2 separate regions of the Homo sapiens genome follow, and region 2 is linked to region 1. Evidence: chromatin loops called from intact Hi-C (ENCODE). Cell type or tissue: A673. All regions are shown on one strand.

Evidence for each region. A loop is a pair of places that touch in the nucleus more often than their neighbours do. Peaks named below come from ENCODE experiments on the same cell type or tissue, not always from the same donor. Only the 100,000 strongest peaks of a DNase experiment are listed, where the experiment ranks them.
Region 2: a loop joins it to region 1, with 9 times the contacts of the local background. A loop is called at or near these places in 1 of 110 quality-filtered maps.

Annotation. Positions count from the first base shown.
Region 1 is chr6:81,681,425-81,683,924 of GRCh38, reverse strand. No RefSeq gene overlaps it. Among named protein-coding and RNA genes, the nearest start is that of TENT5A, 70 kb to the left of the region's middle. In A673, a CTCF peak has its summit at 1,492; DNase peaks (open chromatin) are centred at 744, 1,324 and 1,334; H3K27ac peaks cover 2,375 bases.
Region 2 is chr6:81,791,839-81,794,338 of GRCh38, reverse strand. No RefSeq gene overlaps it. Among named protein-coding and RNA genes, the nearest start is that of LINC01526, 21 kb to the left of the region's middle. In A673, no CTCF peak of the experiment used is centred here; DNase peaks (open chromatin) are centred at 338 and 1,308; H3K4me3 peaks cover 367 bases; H3K27ac peaks cover 429 bases.

The DNA of each region.
Region 1 (2,500 bases):
GTTTTTTATGAACTTTGAAAATATTTCTAAAATGTATTGGTGTAAAATTGTGTATAGTTACATTGCATAATTTTTGCATGTGCAGAACTTTGCCTATTCTCTTGCCTGAGGCCAAATATATTCACTTTTTGTGATAACATTCTGGTCATTAAATCCAACTAAACTTCCTAATATAGAAGACTTTTTTACAGGAGATATATTTCCAAATTGTCAATGAATATCATACTTTTCCATGTTGGTTTAGCAATAAACAGGCAGGGATTAAATAGGATTTCAATATAAATTCTTCACTGAAATAATCATTATTTTGAGTTAATCACATTAAAAATGCAGCTTTCAAACACCAAAAGATCAGATCACTATTAGAATGCAAAATAAATAAAAGTACATCACTCCTGGCATCTATAATTATAATTCTCCTAAATCCACATCGCCCCATTACCAGCCAACCTTAGATTAAAACCCTTAAGTGCTTATTTGATACCAGTTGAGATTATATTAATAGCTATTTGCCAGCGAGTCAAGATTTCTCCCTCTGCATTGGGACTCTAATGAGGTTTGGACCCAGATGACTTTGGGAAAGTTGAGCCCTATAGGTCCACTCCTTTATTTGCGTGGGGAAATATCCTCAAACTTTGACTTCACTGTCCATCTGCTCTCTGGAACTTAAAGGCACAGGCTTCTAGATCTGTTACCATGCAGAAATCATGCTGTTCCAGTTGCCTGTTTCTTACAGAAACAATATGGAAAGCATCTGTACTGCTGCAAAATAGTACCTCTTGGAGAAAGTCCTGTTATGTTGGGAATAACTATTTTGATATGCTTACCGGTACCACACTAAGGGGATGCCTGAATGAAACTAGGGTTGTTATGGTTGAGTGTTAACAGAGTAACTTCTTCTGCTATCTTCCAATAAATTGTGTTGCCGTTTACAAAATTTCTTTCTTCCCTTCTTCTCTCCCTCTGTCTTTCCCCCCCTTCCCCCTCCCTTCCCCTCCCCTCCCTCCCTCCCTCCCTCCCTCCCTCCCTCCCTCCCTCCCTTCCTTCCTTCCTTCCTTCCTTCCTTCCTTCCTTCCTTCCTTCCTTCCTTCCTTCCCTCCCTCTACATGGAAATGAGTGAAATATGAGTTTAGGGGCAGAGTTTGTTTTGACAAAGTTGAGGAGAGGGCAGACAGACAGGTTGAGTATAACTGCTGTTAAAGTAGTGGAGTCTTTGGAGAAAAGGGGGATTTAAGGTTGTTTGCCATGAAATGTGCTGTATAAATTCTTCTTTTCATTTTTTTGTTGACATCTTTAACAAATTTAATACTTCTCAACAATACTGCATGTGAGTGGGCCACTCCAAACAGAAGTTGAGAGTACAAGAGGAGTACTGACTTCAGCACCATACCAGAGGAAAACCTTTTGGCAAAAGCAAATGTGTAAGACAGACTAACCAGAATCTATTTTTGTTTGCCATGTAATTACAATTGGAAATGCAAGCAAAGATATACTGCCTCCCCAGTTAATCAGCAGGAATGACTCCCAGACATGAAAACAGAGTGCCATTTTAAGAAGTGATAAGCCTGGCAAACTCTGTCTAGCTGGACACATCCAGAATATTCTACTCTATTCATTCAGTGTGAACATGAGCATTTTCCTGGAATTAATGAGACACATGGTAAGATTCCAATCTTAAGGGAATAAATTTAGACCTGTTTTCAGAAAAAAAAATGCTGAAATTAGAAACACTTCAAGCTAGTTTGGTTGAAAAAAAAGAGTCTACATTAGTATAAAGTTCTTCCCCCAGAATGGTCTTGGAGAATCAGTGTGGAATATTGACCAACACTCAATACTTCATGTTTAGATCAAATTGACATGTTAGACTCAATTTTCATGTTTAGATTCAAAATGACACATGTAAAGTGCCCCTCAATTTTGAAATCTTTATCATCTGCACCAATTTTGGGTCACTAGACTAACCTGTAAGCCACTAAAGTTTCTCAAATGCTTTGTTCACAATCCACATGTAGACTCCATGAAATTCTTACTTCCTACTAGAATTAGATGCTAGCATGACTTGTGTAGTCCACCTTATATGTGTGAATGGTTCAACAAATCTGTGTTTAAATATTTTAGTGACTTTTCTGTTATTTCTCTTCAATGGGAAAATAAATGTCAATCTTTCAGGTGAATAAATTTAATAACTGATTGGATGCTGGTTACCAGATAAATTTCAAATCAACTAAACTAATATTAAATGCTGCATATATTTTAGGCTCTGCGCTAAGTGCTGAAATGATTTAGGAAAACTAATAAAAATGTCTCATATTTCAGCTATTGTTTTGCGTTTGATTCAGACTCGTACAAATCTTCTTTTATTCAAAAGGCTTTTGTAGCATATAACCTGGAAGATTCTTCATGAAGATTCTTTATAGTACATTCGTCCCACAGACTTTAGCCTTATCAACCTTGGTGGTCTAGCAACAGTAGGAGAAGATGTTATTTGATTTTTATTTAA
Region 2 (2,500 bases), 110 kb before region 1:
CCCCCGTTTCCACATTTTCCTCCAAAGAGGGAACATTTAACTCACATCCATTTCCACACACTTTTTTTTCTTAATAATAATTTCTTTCACATCCTCTTTTCTCTACTTCCCTTTAACCTGAATTAAGTTTAGCCTTTTTTCCTTCTCTCCTTCAAAAAACAATTATGACTTGGAAAGGATTGAATTTAACATATTCCCAAATGCTTCAGTTAATGTACTCCTCCCAGCCTGAGTAGAATCATAATTCCCATGAAGATGGTATGCGATTTCCAAGAACTCTACAGTCTGGCTCAATAAGAACTTTTCAGACTGCCACATGTGTCAGGAGTAGCCTTGCTTACCAAACAGAAGCCAAGTGGGGTAAGATTACTCATGAGGATTATCTTCCTGTGGATGAAATTCTGTCTTCTAACTTCAATTACACTTAGCTAAAGAAATATGGACAGAAACAAATAACTTGAAATAAAAGATGAATACAGTTCCATGCTAACGTACAAAAGTTGTACTCATGAAGAGAACCTCACGCTCCAGGAAAGTACTTGGTTATTTCTTATGATAAATTATCATAAATCTTGACACTTGACTACTTTTCAAGTTGGGGACTTTAGGGTACCAGGAAAGTAAATTTAGCTCAAGTCATGTTAAGAAAACATGTTTTTTGAAGGAGGTAGCTGGTAACAGAACTAGGAAACCACCAGGGCTGAAGTAGGAGGATAACTTTTTGCATACGTTGTTTTCACGTGCTCCCAGTAAAGGTCACACCTTAGTAAGCCACCCAATTCCCTCCAACATTGCCTCTACTGCTCCCCCACCCAAGCAATGCATGATGTGATTGATCCCTAACAACAAGAAGCTCGCAGCCAAACTACATAACCTCTAAAATAGGGATAGCCTCATTGTTGCTATCTGCAACCCCACAGTAATGGGGTCATTAATTTCAACATTGTTTAGGGGAAGGATGTTTTATATCTGGTGAATAGCTTAGGTAGGGACAAGAAAAGTAAAATTAGAAATTGTAATAAAAAACACAAAATGAATAGTTTTATTTAATCAATGTTGCAATTTATTCTTTTTAAATCTTAGTACCTGACAAATAGTTGTTTTTCATCCCTCCCTCAGCTTTCAGTGCCAATTAAAGAAAACATCCCAGGATTTGTATTATTGCACTCTAATTATAGTTGAGGGTACAGTGGCATGTGATTGTGGTATAATAACTAAAGCCCTGGAGTGCCTTTTATTCCATTAAAAATGACCTTAGCCTTGGATCACAGAGCTTTGCATTGATTTGTCTTTTTGTGGTTTCCTCTCCACAGGTCTGCTTCCTCAACCAGGGTGATGCATTGAATTGTGACACATGGGGGTCAGTGAAATTAACTATCTTTCCCATGAGAAATAATTTATCATTCAGCATTTGCTATTAATGTGCCTCTGCTGCAAGTGAATGAAGACGTATAAAGTGTATGGAAATTGTAGAGCAGATGAACACTGCATAAATATCCTTTAATGTTTATGATGAGTACAATAATTTTCTCATCTGTAAATGGGAGGGATTTGGGCTGCAGAAAAAGAGACGTTGATAAATTTGGTTGCTGTAAAAAAATGGCTGTAATTTCTTCTATAGAAGCTGTACCTCTTTGGGTCTAATTTGAATTTTGTTTTCTGCCTGTTTCAAGGAGGTCTTTTAAAACTTGTGATTACTATTGGATATGATTGTGTCTGTAGAAAGACTTCCCAGCCTTCTTTAGAACTTAGGAGGTGCCTCTGTTCTCAGCATAGGCAATATTAATCTCAGCTCACATTGTCTCTGGATGGGATTTCTGTTTGAGAAACAAGAACTAGAATGGACAAGGTGAGCTTTAATTATTCAAATTCATCTAAAAAATATCTCCTGAAGGCTTATTGAAAGCCAGATACTGTGCTGGACAGTGAGCGAGGGATACAAAATTCATGAGAAAGCCAGTGATTCTCACTTATCCATCTTAGAAAGTGTACTTGAACCCAAGGGGGCATGTACCAAAGTGTTCACTGATGTATTGTTAATAATAGTGAAAATTCAGAAATGACCTACATGCCCATCATTAAGAGACTGGCAAAACCAATTCTGAGATATTCATACAATGGAAAACCATGCATCATTTGTAAAGAGGAAGGTAGATCCACAAGTGGAAAGGTCTCCAAGACATGATGTTAGAGAAAAAATAACTATATAAAGTGATGCATCCAGTATGATACTCTATGTAAATGCACAACACACACAAACACACAGTCACACAAATACACACACTCTCTCTCTCTTTCTCTGTTATTTATTTTTTCCATAATCACTGTGATGCATAGCAATGACCCTGGAACAATACCCTCTGATGTGGGTCCTCCCACTGCACAGTGGCAGGAAGTGTTATTCACATGGGTGATGGGTTGTTTGGGACAGTCTGGCAGCCACAGCTGATAGCCCCACACCAATATGATGACTTTTGTTAACTTGGGGGCGTGAAGGGGG